Linked DNA regions of Homo sapiens: region 2 is linked to region 1. A link is an interaction called in ENCODE POLR2A ChIA-PET data of the cell type or tissue named here. Cell type or tissue: Caco-2. All regions are shown on one strand. Each heading gives the region's core, and the rest is flanking DNA. Links, peaks and the distances in the headings are about the cores only. Region 1 overlaps CPNE1 (copine 1). Region 2 has its middle 29 kb from the start of ERGIC3.

What was found. Peaks named below come from ENCODE experiments on the same cell type or tissue, not always from the same donor. Only the 100,000 strongest peaks of a DNase experiment are listed, where the experiment ranks them.
Region 2: POLR2A ChIA-PET joins it to region 1 with 6 read pairs; 6 of 35 experiments call an interaction of 5 or more read pairs at or near these places.

Annotation. Positions count from the first base shown.
Region 1 is chr20:35,635,441-35,645,117 of GRCh38, forward strand. The region is part of intron 1 of CPNE1 (copine 1); the gene reads right to left. It also overlaps the pseudogene RN7SKP271. Among named protein-coding and RNA genes, the nearest start is that of SPAG4, 24 kb to the left of the region's middle. RefSeq lists an enhancer at 315-814. In Caco-2, for the core only: no CTCF peak of the experiment used is centred there; a DNase peak (open chromatin) is centred at 381.
Region 2 is chr20:35,565,745-35,577,252 of GRCh38, forward strand. It overlaps the pseudogene FER1L4. Among named protein-coding and RNA genes, the nearest start is that of ERGIC3, 29 kb to the left of the region's middle. RefSeq lists a silencer at 11,262-11,424. In Caco-2, for the core only: CTCF peaks have their summits at 3,067 and 3,268; DNase peaks (open chromatin) are centred at 3,097 and 6,017.

The DNA of each region.
Region 1 (9,677 bases), core at 65-8,064:
CTCCAAACTAACTGATGTCTCGCCCTTGTAATCAGGCAGCACCAAGCTTCTCTGATTCACCCCTTCCCTCTGCTGGGAACATTATTTTCTTGCATGGTTCACCACGACAACACCTGGGTAATTCCGTCCTCCTGCAGCCACCATAACAATCACCCTCAGACCTCTTGTTATCCCTGTGTCCCCCTTGGCCCATATACCTGAAGACCACTCCACCAGCAGTGCACACGAGGTCAGATCTTTCACTGAGCTTCACTCAGCATTCCATGTTTCCCAAAGCTATACCCTGAGATGCCTCCAGCGTCAGCCCTCCCCTATACTGATCCTCAGTCAATCGCTCCTCCCTCGCAGCCCACAGCACCTCATCTTGGTCCCTCATAGTTTCCATCTGGAATGCTGTTATCAAAGTTGGAATGCTTCAGAGTTCAACTTGCTTCACATACTGCCCCTCCACAGCACCCTGGCCCCTGCATGAACAGTCCCAGTGATAGAAAACCCAGTCTTACAATCCAATCATCAGAAAGTCTAGGTCCATACAAATCCTACCCAAACTGACCTAACTCTGTGGAATTCTTACTTCTACCTGGTAGTTCTTCCCCAGCCTAGGGCTCCATGGGAAGGCCTTACCCTATCTCCCTATGAGAACTCATCTGATACCTGGAAGCTGTGAACAGTCCCAGCTGAAATCTGGAGAAACAGCCGCAGTTCTTTTGGCTGTTGCCCCTAGAATGTGGCCTGCAGACTTCTGACCATCCTGATCACTCCCTTGGGGGTTCCCCAAGGACAGACCCAGAGCAGAATACATGCTCCCTCAAGGGATCAGGATCACAGCTTCCCCCAAGTCACAATCTGAACTCCATGCATGTCACCTCACATGCTCTCCCAGGCAGTGTTTACACAGTACAGAGACAAATAAAAAAGAATGCTCATTTCACTAATGCTGGGAATAGTGAAAAATCTAAGGCAGCTTAAAGGTCTATCAACTAAATATGATACATCTGAACAACGGAATGCTGAATAGTGGCTAAAAAACAAGCCAGAACTATATTATATTGGTATCCTATGAAAAAATCAAAAATAGGCCGGGCGCAGTGGCTCACTGTTGTAATCCCAGCGTTTTGGGACGCCGAGGCAGGCGGATCACTTGAGGTCAGTTCAAGACCAGCGTGGCCAACGTGGTGAAACCCAGTCTCTACCAAAAATACAAATATCAGCTGGGTGTGGTGGTGCACACCTGTAGTCCCAGCTACTCGGGAGCCAGGAGAATCACTTGAACCTGGGAGTTGGAGGTTGCAGTGAGCCGAGATCATGGCACTGTACACAAGACTCCATCTCAAATAATAATAATAATAATAGGAAGAGTATGACCATTTTTTACTTCAATTGTAAACTTCCATTTTAAACTTCAATTGTAGGTGTATCTTTATAACAGATTTGAATACAAACATAAATAAATACACACACAGAAAAATAGAAGATGCATCAAATGTTTTAGGTAGCTCAAAGGAGTGGAAGATAAGAATTTTGTGAACTCCATAATTCTGTATTGTTTCAATATTTTATACTGTTTTGTATTTTTTAAAAGGCCTTATATGAAATAAAAAACAAAAACAAAACAAGCAAAATAAATAAAAAGGCCTCATCAGCTTTCCCCCCAAATCCACACCTCAAATCTTCTTGACTGTTCATTCTAAGCCCAAAGCCTCCACTTCCAGTTCAACAACCCCTACCTAACTTCAGGCCTTATTAGTCTCTTGCGTCCTGCTTGGTTTCTGTCCTAGCACTGCTCCACCTGGTCATCCCAGATGCCAGCTTCCAGTCTCTATTCCAAGTAAAAGCCCCGTATAGCTGCCTTTAGGTTCGGAGCCAAACTCCCTAGCAAAGCTACCTTGCTGCACAACTCCAAAGGACATACCTACATAGAATTTGGTAGTTTTGCAATCTGGTAACCCTGCATCCCTAGATCAACCTTCAAAGCTCTTCCCAGTTTGCCATCAGCTCTACCTCCTGCCGCTCACTCACCCACCCACCGAACTAGTCATCCAAAGTTATTTCTGGTTCATCTAACACACATGCCTGACTTTCCTGCCTAGCAAATGTCCTGTCATCCATGGTTCTAATATGACATTATTCCTTTATGAACCCTTGCCTGTTTTCCCCAAGGATTTTCTTGTCTCTGCTCTGGATGACTGCGATGTTTCCTCATTAGTGTTTCTGCGACCATACACACACATTTCTGGGTTTATTAGCCAAACAGAAACCTGATCATGTCATTTTTCCACTGAAAACTCTGGAATGCCTTTCCAAAACACTTAAGATAAAACCCAAAGTTCTTACCATGGTCTTCAAGGCCCTGCAAGACCTTACCCTTGCCTAACTAATCATCTAGCCACGCAACTATCCTCCAGCCAGGTTGGCCTTTCTGATCCACATATACCTAACACCAACCTTATTTACCACCTCAGGGCTTTTGCACTCTGTCTCCCTCCTTATACACTACAGAAAATAAGCTATACTAGAGTAGGAACTCTGGCTAGCTCCAGGACCCACAGCAGTATCTATCTATCCTACAGTAGATACTCATCAGTAAGTATTTAGTGACTGACTTAACATTGAAGCCACACCATAATTTTTACTTTTGTCTGTCTACCCTGTAAACTATGGGGTCCTTGAACTAGGGCTGGATATTATCTCTGTATCACTAGTATTAGTACTTAGTATATAGCTGGTACTAATAACCATTTGCTGAACAAATGGTGAATGTGCTTTTGCTCAAGTCACACTTCAGGCCTTGAACTGATGTGTAACAATAAATCTCCCCTATCCTGATCTTGTATAGTTCAACTTTGAAATTTAAATGCAGGACTCCTACAACTCAATATTAAATGATAGTCAATTAAAATGGGCAAAAGATTTGATCAGGCACTTCATAAAGGAAAATATGTGAATCAGAAATAAGCAAAGTGATCCACAGCGTTAATTATCAGGGAAATGAAAAATAAAACCACAATGAGATACTGTTACATACCCACCACAATGGCTAAAAGTATAATTAAAAAGACCACCACCACCAAATGCTGGCAAGGATATGGAACTCTCATATATTGTTAGTGAAAGCATTAAATGTACCACTTTGGAAAACAGTCTGGCAGCTTATCAAAAAACCTAACAAACACCTAGCCCAAGAGCGATTCCACTCCTACATTTTTAGCCAAAAGAAATGGAAACATTATGTCCACAAAGATTTGTATAAGAATGTTCACAGCAGCTTTATTCACAATAGCCAAAAACTTGAAACAGCCCAGGTATTCATCAATATGAGAACCAATTGTGATGTTTATAGAAAACTATTCAGCAACAAAAAAATCTATTAGTATCTGTAACATGAATAAAAATGAAGAATAAAGTAAACAGATTCCATTTATGAAGTTTCAGAACAGGCAAAACGAATCTGTGATGTAAATATTCAGAACACTGGTTGTCCTCCCTTCTCCCCCAGGGGAAGGGAAGGTATTAACTGAGCAGAGGCAGAGAGCTCCCAGTGGAAAGGGAAACGTTCTTAGCATTCTAAGAATATGGGTCACAGGAGTGTGTGCATTTGCCACTTCCATCTAAAGGAACACTGAGTGTACACATCTGATTGTAAAATTTTACAAAAAAAAAAAACAAAACCCAACAACCCATAAACAAATGTTGCACTAAAGTTAAGGCATGTTGAAATGTTTACAAGTGTACCGATGACTGAAACTTTTTTGAAATCCACCAAAAAATAAAAGGAGTTGTTGAAGAAATGTGATAAAACAAGATTTTAAGTTGTAGGATCTGAAATGGCGGATATATGGGTATAATTTTTTTCAACTTTGCTACATGTTGAAAATTTTCATAATAAAATGTTGGGGAAACTATTATTTTTTTTTTAGACAGAGTCTCACTCTGTTGCCCAGGCTGGAGTGCAATGGCACCATCTCGGCTCATAGTAACCTCCGCCTCCTGGGTTCCAGCGATTCTCCCACTACAGCCTCCAGAGTAGCTGGGATTACAGGCACCTGCCATCATGCCCGGCTAATTTTCATATTTTTGTAGAGACAGGGTTTCACCATGTTGGCTAGGCTGGTATTGAACTCCTGACCTGAGGTGATCCGCCCGCCTTGGCCTCCCAAAGTGCTGGGATTACAGGCATGAGCCACCGCACCCAGCTAGGGAAATTTTTAATTGGAGAACTACAGGTCCTCCCCCTGGTAAGAGGTTGTTGTGAATGACAAAAGCATTAGCAGTGATTATTTGGGGTGGTAAGATTACAGGCCACAACTGGAGCTGCTGTCTTCTCACTCCACGACTTCTCAAATGTCCCCAAAAGAGATGCCCTTGGTCTGGGCCAAACACGTGTAGTGGGCTACTATTATCATCTTCCTGTGTAGGCCTCAATTTCTGGTGGACTATTCCTTCCTAATCATTACCATTACACCACTTTTCCTGGACTAAATCCTTTTTCAGTTTTTTGAACCCAGAATCAAACCCCAGCCATACTGTTGTGGGCTCATGTGTGCCTCAGTAGGATAAGGGGCTGAACTCTCACTGATGTGAGCCCCTAAGGTGGCCTGGCTTCCATTCTGAGGTCAGAGCTTCCTGTGCAAGCAGTTTTGTTCACAGATTTGTCTCCTTTTCTTTCTCATTGGAATCAACTCTTTATAAACAAATCTTTTCCATCTGTAGTTTTCTATCCTTTGAGCAACATTTCCTTTAAATGATCTATAAACCACGGGATTATTAATCTCTTCCAAAACATGTTTAATCTCCTTTGAAATCTACCTCTAAGCCTATCTCTGCTTAGAAATCTGTGATTAAAACTGTTCATGTCACTCTTCTGTCCTACATCTCTTGAACAACTACCTACTTTAAACCAGACTCATGTATTTTTCATATACTGCCATTATAATTAACGCCATGGACTTTCAACCTCCTTTTTAGGACCAAAATCTTCCAGAACCATATTAAATATCACATTTGAGTCAATAAAAAAAATTTGTCATTTATTTTTGTGATATTTGTGCACTCTTTCATCACCGAGCACATCTTGGCTCGATGTCTCTAACAGTCTAACTGGTTTTACCATTTCCACTCTCAGTCCCCTCCTATCTGTTATGTTGAAGTCACAGACATTCCCTGACTCTAATCCAACAAAACCCCAATTCTTATAATCCTATCAAAATGTGTAACTTGCTTATTATGTATTTCTCCTCTTGGACTGTAACTTCAACAAGCAGAGGGACCAGATTAGTCTTGCTTCTGTGCCAACGCCTGGAACACAGCAGGTGCTCTACTGATATCTGTTAAATTTATGAATGCTAGGAAAGGAGTGATACTCAAGGATCCTCAGAAATGACCCAAATCTAGCTCTGACCTGCTACTGAGACACTGAGAGAAGTAGGCTTTCTAGGAACACCCAACACCAAACACCAATTTATCTTCTCTGTTAGGTCCCCACCCCCTGACCCTTCCATTTGGGACTAGTCGGGTGTTGCGAATGGAACAGCTGAGTCTATAGCTCCAACATTTTTCTGCCTCTGCTTTCTACCACTTAGGAGTTACCCTTTATAGTTTGTTTTCTTCTGTTTACTCCCTCTGCCAACCTCAATGTGCCCTAGCAGGGCACATTCTCTCAGTGTCCCTTAAGAAAGGCATACTCATTCCCATTTTTATAACTTAAAATTCACAAAATGTCAGAAATAAAAAAGAACTGAGTGGCCATCTAATTCAAGTCCCTCAATCCAAGGCATAGAGGGAAGATGTGGTTTGGCTAAGGCCACATATATGGTTAAGTGAAATGAAGACTAGAACTCAAATATTCTGATTCCTACCTAATCTCAAACCTTGGACTGTTGTTAGACTTTTTTCCTCTCTTTGAAAAGCCCCCCTTTTTATATTGTTGCAATCTGATGCAGTGGGCAAGAGTGTGGGTTCTGCAGTGAAGTGACCAGGCTCCAAATACTGGCCTTATTCCTTCCTAGCCACAATAATGACATACTACAACACTAAATTGATGTCATATCTATATAACTTGGGCAAATACTTAATCTCACTAAACTTCAGGTTCCTCAGGTGTAAACTGGGGGATAGTATCTATTTCTGAAGATTAATATAAATAATGTATGCATGATGCTTAGTACAGAGGCTGGAACTGCTATGACCACGTGTTAGCTATTATCGTTATCCTTCAAGCCTAGCTTATATATGCTCCCCTTTTCATGATCTTTCCAGCACTCAACTTCTCACTCTGGACCACTATATTCAATTCATGCCACACGACTGTATTCTGTCGATGTTTCTCCAGCTTCTTGCCTGTCAATTAAATGACAAAGCTCTTCAGAATAAACACTGTTTCAGCATCTCCTGCCACACAGCATATACCTGAGCACATAATGGGAATTCAAATACTTGAGGCAAGTCTGCAGCAGTGTGCTGGCGCAAGCTTGTATGGCTTGCAAGAGCCAACTGTTACATATCAGGAAATCGTTGAAGCAGGTGGCCTTGGTAAGTTTAAAACTGTAGAAATTGGGCAACTGCAAAAAGTCATGGCTTCCTTCACCCTGCCAGCCAGTTTACCAGCATACTACTGTCGATAGGGAATCCCATTCTCTGCTACAAGGGAGTAACTTGCCCTTCATTTTCTATGGCCACCCTTCCCTTGCCTTGGGAGGTTCTAATTTTCCTATTCATAACCAAGAACAGATTTCTCCTGGGTCCAGTGGGATCTAATTCAGTGCCAAATGAGCTGAAATTCATTTGTCAGTCCTTAACACTTCCCTCTTCCACTTCCAAAGTCCTAACCCAGAAAGGCACCAGCCTGCAATTCCCAATTCCTTATCCACCCCAGGTAATGACCAGAAGTTGTACAGAGGCTGCAAGAAGGTGGCATAGAGGGCTGAAGGTCTGGGTGGCAGGGCCACTCCTTTAATAAACCAATGTCATGCTCACACTCCTATTGCCTACCTTGGCATGCTGGATCAGCTCACAGATGCAGGATCAAGTCTTGAAAGCCAATCAGAAAATCCTCCATAGGCTTACAAAGGACCACCCATGGAACATTGTTTCCCGTAAGACTGAAAAGACAAACTACACCAACCACCACCACTCTTCTTTTTCCTTTTTGGCCCCATCAAAGGACATGGAGAAGGTAGACAAGTTTTCTTATCCCTACTTTTCTAACTCGAGGATTCTCCAAATTTACATCAGCAGCTCTAAGGATATTCCTCACAGGTCACAAACTGAACCAAAAATGAAAATCCTTTCTATAAAACTACACATTCCTTATTCATACATATGACTAAGGGCTACTGAATGGTACTCATAAACTGAAATTTTCAATAAATTTGGTTTAGATCCATATACTACTAAGGAGTCAGGCTGACACAAAGTATTTGGCAACACTACAAAGCTTAACATGTGCACACAAAAACTAAAAGGTGGGAAAATATGAAAAAGAAGATGGCCACAAGGTTTTCCACTTTACTGTACTGGGTGAAGGTCAAAAACAAAAAACCAAAGCCACTAATCTAACCCCAACATCCCCAAAGGCTTATCCAAAAGTTGAACAAATCTGACCACTGTACAACTAACTCTTCAAAAAGAACCTAACTTGACGACAAAACTGGATATGGAGAAGGAAAGAAGCAAACTGAGGAGGACTACATGGTCTTCAAAAGCAGGATAGGGCCATCTGGCTGTGACATCTGTCACCCCATTGATCACCAGGGTTGATTTGGCTGATCTGGCTGACTAGGTGGGTGTCCCCTTCCTCCCTCACCGCTCCACATGCATCTGTCCCGAAGCTGCATGCTCGATTGAAGACGACCATCCCTGAGAGAGGAGGACTGGTCTTTGGTCAAGGATATACGAGTGCTCCCCTGCTAGAACCTGCAAACAGGCTCTCAAAAGCAGGATAGGACTGTAGCGGAGTGGGTGTTTTTCTCTGCCCAGAGACTCTGAACACACCAACACAAAGTCTTCACGTGAGTACTTCAAAATAAGTTCAGGCAGGGTGCAGTGGCTCACACCTGTAATCCCAGCACTTTGGGAGGCTGGATCACCTGAGGTCAGGAGTTCGAGACCAGCCTGGCCAACATGGTGAAACCCTGTCTCTACTAAAAATACAAAAATTAGCCAGGTGTGGTGGTGCACACCTGTAATCCCAGCTACTTGGCAGGCTGAGGCAGGAGAATTGCTTGAACCCAGGAGGCGGAGCTGAGATCACGCCACTGCACTGCAGCCTAAGCAACAGAGTGAGACTCTGTTGCGAAAACAAAAAAACAACAAAGTAAGTTCAGGTCCCCCTCTGCAATCATAAGCTTGACCGTGGAGGCCAAGAAGCCCTACCAATAGGTAAGGGCCCTCCACACTATAGTTGGAGTTGGCAAACTGAAAAGGCTCCTTCCCCAGCAGCTCAGAATCCATGACAGAAGACTGCTGCCAGTGGCCTCCCACTTTCCCTAAAAGTCAGGGAGGGGCTGGGGATAGTTGAGGGAGGGTTTCTACCTGAGGAGTCATACAAGCATCCATGATTAAAACATCTTTGTTTTCCCCTTACTATTAATTATTTTTCTCTGCCTGGATTACCCCACCTGTAAAGTAGGGATGATAATGTTAACTTTACAGTGTTATTTGTGAGGATTACATGAGGACAGTCATAGAAAGTATCCCCTGCCCGGCACAGAGTAAGTACCCAGTGTCAACTGTCCCTGTAGGTGCTCACAAACAGGGAAGTGCACCTTTGGGTCCTTCTGCAGTATCATTAACTCCTTCTTGGTTAATTGGACCAAGGAGGAGTGGATCCAGGAGGAATGCCTCTGGTCTACCTGCTCCAGGATATAACTAGCAGGACAGGGACAGCCCCCAAAAGGAGAGATGAAGACTCTTCCCCTTTGAATTTCTCAAGCTGCAGTGTAGAATCACTACCACACTAGGGAAACCAGGAGAGCAGTACCCAGATCAAAATTTGGAGCTCCATTCCTGGTCACTTTAGTTTAAGGTCCAAACTCAGTACAGATTTCCAGAAACCGAATGGCTAGGTTCATACAATCACAGAAGCTTAAAACTGGACACAAGCTTATCTAATTTAATCCCATACTGTAAAAGAAACACTGAGGCCAGAGGGAAATAATCTGTCCTAAGTCACATAACTGATGGAACCACGAACCGATTCTGAGAATGTTATTTCTATATCCAACCATTTTAGCAACAGTTCACATTTTGTAATTCACCCCAATCTGAAATCTACCCTGCCACTACAACAGCAGTGAGACTCACATGGTCTCCCCTCATGATCTATGCTAATGTTAGCCTTGCACAAACATGGAATATAATTCTCCCTATTTGTCTGACTGCTGGGGAAGGAAGGTAGGAAATCCTGGACTCCACATTTACAGGAGTTGATCAAAGGAATAAATTTTAAGTAGCAAGCATGCATAGTGCAAATAAGGTAGAACTCACCTCTAAAAAATGTGATCTGTATCAAAATTTTCAAAGGACATCTATAGGGTAGTCAATTCTGCCCCCATCCCTCCCGGCTGAAATCTACATTCTTTTAATGTCTATCACCTGTGGGGTGTCTGAGACAACAGTACTATACCGCCTTCCTGATGATCTCCAGGACTGAGGCATCACCAAATACCTGTGCATCTACA
Region 2 (11,508 bases), core at 1,926-9,925, 68 kb before region 1:
CACCTGTAGTCCCAGCTACTCAGGAGGCTGAGGCAGGAGAATGGCGTGAACCCGGGAGGCGGAACTTGCAGTGAGCCGAGATTGCGCCACTGCACTCCAGCCTGGGCGACAGAGCGAGACTCCGTCTCAAAAAAAAAAAAAAAAAAAGAAAGAAAGAAAGAAAGAAATTACATCCTGTGTAGTTTTTTTCCCCCCCTTTTTATAGAGACAGGGGTCTCACACTACATTGCCAAGGCTGGTGTTGAACTCCCGGCCTCAAATGATTTTCCCACCTCAGCCTCCCAAAGTCCTGGGATTACACAGTGTGAGCCTCTGCACCTCCAGCCCTGTGTAGTTTCTTGACTGAAAGTTGTTGGGTGATTTTTTCAATTGTTGTTTGCCTAAAGAGGTCTTTCATTTTTTTCTCTCTTGAATGAGTGTTTCCTGGGACACACAATTCAAGGGTGATAGTTATTTTTCTCTCAGTGCTTTGAAGATATTATTCTATTTTTCTTCCAGCACTTTTGGTTGCTGTAGAGAAGTTGATGGGCTGACTGTCATTCCATTGTGGTAATCTGTACTTTCTCTATGATGATCTTTACATCTTTTTAATTTAGAGATTGGGTCTTGTTCTGTTGCCCAGGCTGGTCTCGAGAACTCCTGGCATCAAGCAGTCCTCCCACCTCAGCCTTCTGAGTAGCTGGGGTTACAGGCATGAGCCACTGTGCCAACTTGATTTTTTTTTGGTATTTATATTTTCCATAGCACTTATGCTTTCTTCTTTTTTTTTTTTTTTTTTTTCCCTGAGACAGAGTCTCGCTCTGTTGCCCAGGTTGGAATGCAATGGCATGATCTCGGCTCACTGCAACCTCTACCTCCCAGGTTCAAGGGATTCTCCTGCCTCAGCCTCCCGAGTAGCTGGGATTACAGGCACATGCCACCACACCTGGCTAATTTTTGTATTATTAGTAGAGAACGGATTTCACCATGCTGGCCAGGCTGGTCTCAAACTCCTGACCTCAGGTGATCCGCCTGGCTCAGCCTCCCAAAGTGCTGGGATTACAGGCGTGAGTTATCACGCCTGGCCACACTTATGCCTCTCTAACGCACTGAAACATTTACTTATTTTGTTAATGTTTGTTTCTCCTACTAGAATGCAGTCTTCATAAAGGCAAAGCTTTTTTTCTCCTTGTGATTACATATTAATTTTATTCTTTGAAATCTCTTTCTTCTCTTGTCCTGTCCAAATCCTACTTAGAGATACTCAGTCAAGCCTTAATTTCCTGTGCTGGCTCGGCTCAGTGGTTCATGGCTATAATCCTAGTACTTTGGGAGGCTAAGACAGGCAGGAGCTCAGGAGTTCGAGACCAGCTTGGGCAACATGGTGAAATCCTGTCTCTACTAAAAAATAGAAAAAATTAGCTGGGTGTGGTGGCATGCGCCTGTAGTCCCAGCTACTTGTGGGGGCTGAGGTGGGAGGATCGCTTGAGCCTGGGAGGTCAAGGCTGCAGGGAGCCGTGATCATGCCACTGCACCCCACCCTGGGCAACAGAGTGAGACCCTGTCTCAAAAAAAAAAAAACCCGCGAATTTACTGCAGAGACAGTAATAAAGGAGTATGGTAGTGGCATAAACATAGATCAGTAGAATAGAACTGAGAGTCCAGAAAGAAATCCACATATCTATGGTCAATTGATCTTCAACAAGGGTACCTAGACCATTCAATGGGAAAAGAACCATCTCTCCAACAGATGGAGCTGAGACAACTGGACAGTCACATACAAAAGTATGAGGTCAGACCCTCACCTCACACTAGATACAAAAACTAACCCCAAATGGATCACAGACTTAAACATGAGAGTCAAAACTCAAACTCACAGCAGAAAACAGGCAAAAGTCTTCATGACCTTGGATTTTGCAAAGGTTTCTTAGCTATAACCAAAAAGCACAGTCAATAAAAGAAATAAAAATAGACTTCATCAAAATTAAAATCTCTTTTGCTTTAAAGGACACTATCAATAGAGTGAAAAGACAACGTAGAAAGTGAGAAAATATTTGCAAGCCATATAAAAATCTAGTAGCCAGAATATACAAAGAACTCCTACAACTCAACAACAAAACAACAATCTAATTTTAAAACGGACAAAGGACTTTAGACATGTCTCCAAGATATACAAAGTTCTAAAAACCACATGAAGACTGTTCAGTGTCATTAGGAAACAAATCAAAACCACAATTAGATACCACTTTATACCCACTAAGATGATCTTAATTTTTTCTTTTTCTTTTTTTTTTTTTTTTGAGTCAGAGACTCGCTCTGTCACCCAGGCTGGAGCGCAGTGGCGCGGTCTCGGCTCACTGCAACCTCTGACTCCAGGGTTCAAGCGATTCTCCTGCCTCAGCCTCCTGAGTAGCTGAGATTACAGGCGCCTGCCACCACGCCCGGCTAATTTTTTGTATTTTTAGTAGAGACTGGGTTTCACCATGTTGGCCAGGCTGGTCTCGAACTCCTGACCTCGTGATCCGCCCACCTCAGCCTCCCAAGGTGCTGGGATTACAAGCATGAGCCACTGCGCCTGGCCTGACATTCATTTTTTTAAAAGGACAATAAAGGCTAGGAGCAGTGGCTCATGCCTGTAATCCCTGCACTTTAGGAGGCCTAGGCGGGTGGATCACCTGAGGTCAGGAGTTTGAGACCAGCCTGGCCAACATGGCGAAACCCTGTCTCTACTAAAAATATAAAAATCAGCCAGGCGTGGTGGCGAGCGCCTGTAATTCCAGCTACTTGGGAGGCTGGGGCAGGAGAATCGCTTGAGCCCAGGAGGAAAGGGTTGCAGTGAGCCAAGATAGCACCACTACACTCCAGCCTGGGTGACAGAGCGAGACTCTGTCTCAAAAAAAAAAAAAAAAAAAAAGAAAATGTAAGTTATATTCTGGCACTCCTTTGCTCAGAACCTTCCTATGGCTTCCCATGTAATTCAGAATAAAGTGAATAACAAAACCCAACATGATCTGCTTTCTCTGCCCATCACTGCTCCATTTCCTCTGAAGCCTTAATTCCTAAAACCTGTTCATTTATCCTGCCTGCTACGGCCACAAGGGGCCCCTTGTTGTTTGTCACACACGAGTCATGGTTCTACCTGATGGCCTCTGTACCAGCTGTTCTGCCTGGAATGCTTTCTCCCTCAGGTAGCCACCTGGATAACTCCTTGGCCCCCTCCTAGTGTGTATTTAAGAGACAGGGTCTCTCTCTGTCACCCAGGCTGAACTGCAGTGGTGGCATCACAGCTCACTATAGCCTCAACCTCCCAAGCTCAAACAATCCTCCCATCTCAGCCTTCCTAGTAGCTGGGACTACAGGTGGAAGCCACTGTGCCCAACTCTAGTATTTGTTTAAATAACACTTTCTCAGCCGGGCATGGTGGCTCATTCCTGTAATCCAGCATTTTGTAGTTCGAGACCAGCCTGGGCAACATAGCAAGACCTCGTCTCTACCAAAAAAAAAAAAAAAGTCTTATTGAGGTCTATCAACTCCGACCATCCATTTGCAACCCACCCCCAGCACTCCCCCATCCCTTTATCCTGACATATTTTCTCCACAGCACTTATAATTTTCTAACATATAAATAAGATATATAACTTTTTTTTGTTTTGAGATGGAGTTTCGCTCTTGTCGCCCAGGCTGGAGTGCAGTGGTGTGGTCTCAGCTCACTGCAACCTCTGCCTCCTGGGTTAAAGCAATTCTCCTTCCTCAGCCTCTTGAGTAGCTGGGACTACAGGCATGTGCCACCAGGCCTGGCTAATTTTTGTATTTTTAGTAGAGACGGGTTTTGTATGTTTAGTAGAGACAGGAGTTCGGGCTGATCTCGAACTCCTGACCTCAGGTGATCTGCCCCCTCCTCAGACTCCCAAAGTGCTGGGATTACAGGCGTGAGCCACCATGCCCAGCCCGTAAGCTATATAATTTACTTATTGATTATGGTTATTGTTCATCTCTTTTCACTAGAATGTAAAGTTCACGAGGGCACTGATTTTCATCTGTTTTACTCACTGCTTTTTATCACCAGTACCCAGAACACTGCCTAGTACCTCATAAAAAATGCAAGAAAGGCCGGGCACGGTGGCTCACACCTCTAATCCCAGCACTTTGGGAGGCCAAGGCGGGCAGATCACCTGAGGTCGGGAGTTTGAGACCAGCCTGACCAACATGGAGAAACCCTGTCTCTACTAAAAATACAAAATTAGCTGGGTGTGGTGGTGCATGCCTGTAAACCCCAGCTTGAGGCAGGAGAATCGCTTGAACCCAGGAGGCGGAGGTTGCAGTGAGCCGAAATTGCGCCATTGCACTCCAGCCTGGGCAACAAGAGCGAAACTCCGTCTCAAAAAAAAAAAAAAAAGAAAAAAAAATGCAAGAAATACCTGTGGAATAAATGTTTGTGAGTGAAACTGGCCTAGAATTATACTTTCTCATGTCATTCTTCTCAGGTTTTGCATCAACATTATGCCACCCTCATGGAATTAACTGGGGTATTTCTTTTTATATTCTCTGAAATGGTTTGTGTAAGATTAAAATTGTTTCATCCATAACTGGTGGAAACTGCTGCTGAGACCATTTGGTCTGGAGTTTCTGACACAATTTCTTTTAATACTTATAGTACTATTCAGGTTTTCTGGCCAGGTATGGTGGCTCATGGCTGTAATCCCAGCACTTTGGGAAGCCGAGGTGGGTGGATCACTTGAGGCCAGGAGTTCAAGACCAGCCTGGCCAACATGGCAAAACCCTGTCTCTACTAAAAAATAGAAAAATCAGCCAGGCGTGGATGCAGGCACCTGTAATCCCAGCTACTCAGGTAGCTGAGGCAGGAGAATTGCTTGAACCTAGGAGGTGGAGGATGCAGTAAGCCAAGATTGCACCACTGCACTCCAGCCTGGGCGACAGAGCAAGACTATCTCAAAAATAAGTAAGTTTTCTTCCTTTTTTTCTGGCACACTGCATCCTCAGTGGCTCAAGCAATCCTCCCACCTCAGCCTCCTGAGTAGCTGGGACAACAAGCAGGAACCACCACGTCCAGGTAATTTTTATTTTGTTTTTATTTTTTATTTTTTTTTTTGAGACAGAGTCTAGCTCTGTCGCCCAGGTTGGAGTGCAGTGGCATGATCTCAGCTCACTGCAACTTCTGCCTCCCAGGTTCAAGCAATTCTCGTGCCTCAGCCTCCCTAGTAGCTGGGACTACGCACATGCCACCATGCCCTGCTAATTTCTGTATTTTTAGTAGAGCATTGGGGTCTTACCATGGTGGCCAGGCTGGTCTCAAACTCCTGACCTCAGGTAATCTGCCCACCTTGGCCTCCCAAAGTGCTGGGATTACAGAGGTGAGCCACTGCACCTGGCCTAACTTTTAAATTTTTTTGTAGAGATAGGGTCTCAGCCGGGCACAGTGGCTCATGCCCGTAATCCCAGCACTTTGGGGGGCCAAGGGGGGGGCGCGGATCATGAGGTCAAGAGTTCAAGACCAGCCTGACCAACATGGAGAAACCCTGTCTCTACTAAAAATACAAAAAATTAGCTGGATGTGGTGGCAGGCGCCTGTAATCCCAGCCACTCGGGAGGCTGAGGCAAGAGAATTGCTTGAACCCAGGAGGCGGAGGTTGCAGTGAGCCGAGACTGTGCCACAGCACTCCAGCTGGGGCAACAGAGTGAGACTGTGTCTAAAGAAGAAAAAAAAAGTGGACGTTGTAGTGAAGGGATTGGGAGGAGATTCGTGGATGTAATGAAGATACAGCTTAGACTACAGGCTGTATCTATTTTACAGGGGAGAGCCAAAGGATAAGACAGCTGGGAGGAGCTCTCCTGGGGTTAAAACAAATATCAAACACTAACCTCAGAAAGTATTCATTGGAAAGAGCCACCATTTGATTAGATTTATTTGTAGAGGATTTTATGCTCCCAGGATACTACTGCAAATGACAGAGCAATAAGTAGAGCTTAACTGGGTGTGGTCAGGGAAAAGAATGCAAGAGGGCCCTACCAGTACCACTGTCATCCTAGGGTGACAGTGGTATATCCAAAGCTGCACCTGCCAGAGTAGCAACATCAGTGATCTAACACAGGGGATGGGAAATAGACTTTGCTAAAATAATCCAGCCAGTCACTAAACAAATAAACAAGCAAATAACAAGAAACCTCAGTACCCAGAGTTGCTATCATATATTATCTAAATGCTGTTTCCAACAAAAAATTATGAGGCCTGCAAAGAAATAGAAAAATTATTTTTCCATCCACCCCCCAAAAAATGCCCGTGAGAGCAACACAATGTTGAACTTAACAGGAAAGTATGTATGTGTGTGTGTGTGTATGTATGTATGTATGTATGTATGTATCTATCTATCTATCTATCTATATATATATATATATATATTTTTTTTTTTTTTTTTTTTTTTTTTTTGAGACGGAGTCTTGCTCTGTCGCCCAGGCCGGAGTGCAGTGGCACAATCTCGGCTCACTACAAGCTCCGCCTCCTGGGTTCAGGCCATTCTCCCGCCTCAGCCTCCCGAGTAGCTGGGACTACAGTGCCCACCAGCATGCCCAGCTAATTTTTTGTATTTTTAGTAGAGATGGGGTTTCACCATGTTAGCCAGGATGGTCTCGATCTCCTGACCTCATGATCTGCCTGCCTCGGCCTCCCAAGTGCTGGGATTACAGGCGTGAGCCACTGCGCCCGGCCGACTGGAAAGTATTTCAAAGTAGCCAGTGTAAACATGTTCACAGAACTGAAGGCAAGCTTGATTAGAGAAGTAAAGGAAGGTATGATGATAACGTTGCATCAAATAGAGAATATCAATAAAGAGATATACATTTTTTTTTTTGTTTTTGAGAGAATCTCACTCTGTCACCCAGGCTCGAGTGCAGTGGTGTGATCTCAGCTCACTGCAACTTCTGCCTCCCAGGTTCAAGCAATTCTCCTGCCTCAGCCTCCCAAGTAGCTGGGACTACTGGCACATGCCACCACACCCAGCTAATTTTTTGTATTTTTTTTAGTAGAGACGGGGTTTCACCGTGTTAGCCAGGATGGTCTCGTCTCCTGACCTCATGATCCACCCGCCTCAGCCCCCCAAAGTGCTGGGATTACAGGCATGAGCCACCACACCCAGCCAAGCCATACATTTTTTTAAAAAGAACCAAATGAAAATTCTTGAGTTGAAAAGTACAATAACTAAAATTTAAAATTCACTAGAGAGGCTCAATAGTAGATTTGAACAGAAGAAAGAATTGGCAAACTTGAAGCTAGATCAAAAGCGATTATGTAAGCTGAAGAACAGAGAGAAAAGAGAAAAAAGAAAAATGAAATAGAGCCTCAAACAAATGTGGAACACCATTAAGTACACCAACACACGTATAATGGGAGCATTAGGAGGAGACAGAGAGCTGGGTGCAGTGGCTCACGCCTGTAATGAGGCAGGCGGATCATTTGAGGTCAAAACTTTGAGACCAGCCTGGCCAACATGGTGAATGAAACCCCATCTCTAAAATTAGCCAGGCATGGTGGTGTGTGCCTATAGTCCCAGCTATTCCGGAGGCTGAGGTGGGAGAATCACTTGAACCCAGGAGGTGGAGGTTGCAGTGAGCTGAGATTGTGCCATTGCAGTCCAGCCTGGGCAACAAGAGTAAGACTCCATCTCAAAACAACAACAAAAAAAGAAGGCAGGCTGGGCACGGTGGCTCACACCTGTAATCCCAGCACTTTGGGAGGCCCAGGCGGGCGGATCACCGGAGGTCGGGAGTTTGAGACCAGCCTGACCAACATGGAGAAACTCTGTCTCTACTAAAAATACAAAATTAGCAGGATATGGTGGCACATGCCTGCAGTCCCAGCTGCTTGGGAAGCTGAGGCAGGAGAATCCTTTGAACCTGGGAGGCAGAGGTTGCAGTGAGCCAAGACAGTGCCATTGCACTCCAACCTGGGCAACAAGAGCGAAACTCCGTCTCAAAAAAAAAAAAAAAAAAGAGCTAGAGAGAGAGAAAAGAAGAAAAAAGAAAGTCTGAATATCCAATACTATCATTACTTTTGTTGTTGTTGAGACAGAATCTTGCTCTTGTTGCCCAGGCTGGAGTGCAATGGCACAATCCTGGCTCACTGCAACCCCCACCTCCCAGGTTCAAGCAATTCTCCTGCCTCAGCCTCCCAAGTAGCTGGGATTACAGGTGCCTGACACCACACCCAGCTAATTTTTGTATTTTTAATAGAGACAGGGTTTCACCATGTTGGCCAGGCTGGTCTTGGACCCCTGGCCTCAGACTCCCAAAGTGCTGGGATTACAGGCGAAAGCCACTGTGCCCAGCCTCATTACTTATTCTGTTGCCCCAATTTTTCAAGTCTTAACCATTAGGAGCTCCTTCAGGTTGGCTCCTGTGTTCATTCTTTCATCAAGCCCCCATCCTTTTTTGAGCACTTCCTTACTCCTGCCCCACAAGATGCTCCAGATTTGACTTATATTTTCCCAGTCCTAGTCCTGGAATCAACTCCAAGGAGTCCTTAATCCTTTTATTAAATAATGGTTTTTAGAAACCAAAATCTGGGCACCTGGTTTGCTCACTGCTACTAGGATGTTGTTGATTCTAGGCCTTCTCAGCAAACGGAGATAGCAAACATGAATAACATAATCCACATATATATACACATATCTATATTTCTGTATCTTTCCATCTGTGTATATTTAAAAACATGAGTTTATACAGATACTTCTGTTTCTGATCTAATACCACAGCATTCATTTAATCCCCTTTCCTTATCTGTAACTTCTTTCTCCAACAGTAAGAAACCTGGTTCTCATTATCTACAATATAGTTTACTTATTCATGTATACCAGTATACACATAATATAGTTTCAGAATTGCTAACACATACTTCTAACTAGATGACAGCATTTATGTTCAGCTCTCTTTATCTTTAGTTTAGTTGGTTTTTTGTTTTGTTTTTGTTTTTTGTGACAAGCTCTCTCCCTGTCATCCAAGCTGGAGTGCAGTGGCACAAGCTTGGCTCACTGCAACCTCCTCCTCCCAGCTTCAAACAATGCTCCTGCCTCAGCCTCCAAAACAGCTGGGACTACAGGCACGTGCCACCATGCCCAGCTAATTTTTGTATTTTTAGTAGAGACGGGGTTCACCCTGTTAGCCAGGCTGGTCTCAAACTCCTGACCCTCAGGCGATCCACCCAATTTAGGCAATCCACCTGCCTCAGCCTCCTGAAGTGCTGGCATTACAGGCATGAGCCACCACACCCAGCCACATCCAGCTAGTTTTTTAATCTTTTGTAGAGATGGAGTCTCACTTTGTTGCCCAGGCTGGTCTTGACCTCCTGGGCTAAAGTGATCCTCCTGTCTTGGCCTCCCAAAGTGCTGGGATTACAGGTGTGAGCCACTGCACCAGGCCCATCTAGAGTTTTATAGAGCCCTGTCAAATTACTGTTTTCCAGAGTTACTTGGTTTTGTTCTTCACTTCCTTCAGTGTGGTTATATTGTTCATTTGTAATACAGTGAGGGTCATTTGTTAGTGTTTGTATTCCATGTTAGGTTTCCTCAACACTGTGATTGCTTTTAATTTTCTGTCTATTGTAGGGGCATGTGAAACACTGCTACAGTTCTAAGAGTCAGAGGTATACAAAAAGATCTACTTTGAGAAGTGTCATTTTTGTCCTCATTCTCGCAACCCTGACCCCTTTCCCCCTTTCGTTCCATCCCTTTGCCACTCACTTTCTTTTTTGTTTTTTTTTTTTGGAGACGGAGTCTCGCTCCGTCACCCAGGCTGGAGCGTGGTGGCGCAATCTTGGCTTACTGCAACCTCCGCCTCCTGGGTTCAAGTGATTCTCCTGCCTCAGCCTCCCGAGTAGCTGGGACTACAAGCATGAGCCACTATGCTCAGCTAATTTTTGTATTTTTAGTAGAGATGGGGTTTCACCATGTTGGTTGGCCAGAATGGTCTCGATCTCTTGACCTCGTGATCCACCCGCCTCGGCCTCCCAAAGTGCTGGGATTACAGGCGTGAGCCACCACAACCGGCTCCGAGATATCTTTAAGAATACTTCAAGGCCCTGCTGAACTCAGTATGAAAACTGCACCAATGGACAAAGTTGGACAAAGGTATTTGGTAACAAGCCTTCTGAAGCCTGAGATTCAGCCCTGTTCTCATCCTAGAATTATACGTGCCATTCTACAGGACTAGAACTACAAACAGGGGTCAGGAGACCAACTCCCAATTCTGGTTCTGCCATGAACATGCTTTATAACCCTAGGGGATCTCCTAAATTTGTGGATTCAATTTCTCACCTGAAAAATGAAGAACTTGAACTCTGTGATCACGAGGTTCCTCCCAAAGCCTTCCTTCTGTAGGTTTTGTGTACATTACCTTAGCTATAGTTGGAGGCGTGCCAGGGCTATGGAGACTCACCTTTACAACATACACTCTGACCAGGAGCTTGATGGGCCGGTTCTGTGGGATCCCCCGGGAGATCTGGGGCTCAGAGAACAACACTGCCTCTGATTCAGGGTAAATGAGGAAGGAGCCCTGAGTTGGGGGGAGACAGAAAAAGCTCTGGTAAGATAATTGTCCTCCTGAATCCCCACCTGGGCTCCCTGGTTCCGCTTTCCTTCCCCAAATGTACCTTGAACTTGCCCACAAGGTGTCCAGATCCTTCCTCTTCTCCACCTCCATCCTGGCCCCCTTGCCCTCGGTACAGAGGAAACACATTCAGCCAGTCTTCAAAGTGGTTAAATTCTTCCTTCAGGGACCTGTTGTAGATCTAAAAGGCAAGGACTTCAGCAACAGCCCGATGTCCAGAATCCAAAGGAGACTTTCCTCTTCCCAGTACCCAGTCACCTTCAGGGTGGCAACTGCTTTTTTTGGGGACACAGTGCCTTTGACTTCAGCCTCACCCTGGTCTTGGATCTCCCCAACCATAGAAATGAGGTTGACCCCATCTGGAAACAGCAAAAATGCCCCAGTCAGAAATATCTGGGTGGGTAGGGGATGGGCAGATGGAACCAGAGCAAAAAGCCCAATCTGTTACCTGAATCTCCAGGATCATCCATTTCATCTTCATCAAAGTTGTGCTGAAATTAAAGAGCAGATCCAGAGATTCTTCCCCATCCCCTTCAACCCCTTAGTCTACCCCCTTTTCCAGGAGAGTTGGGAAACCTTCACTCAAGTTCCCACTGTGTATGCCACTTGCATTTTTAAAGCTCCAATTTATCATCCAGCCTGCCCTGTCTAGGGCAGTCACCACCAGCCACACGTGGCTACTGAGCAGTCAAAACGTGGCTAGTCTGAATTGCAATGTGCTGTAAGTGGCCAGGCTTGGTGGCTCATGCCTGGAATCCCAACACTTTGGGAGACTGAGGTGACTACTTGAGGCCAGGAGTTCGAGATCAGGCTGAACAACACAGTGAGAACCTGTCTCTATGAAATAAATGCTTTTTAATTTTTATTTATTTATTTTTGAGACAGACTCTTGCTGTGTAGCCCAGGTTGGAGTGT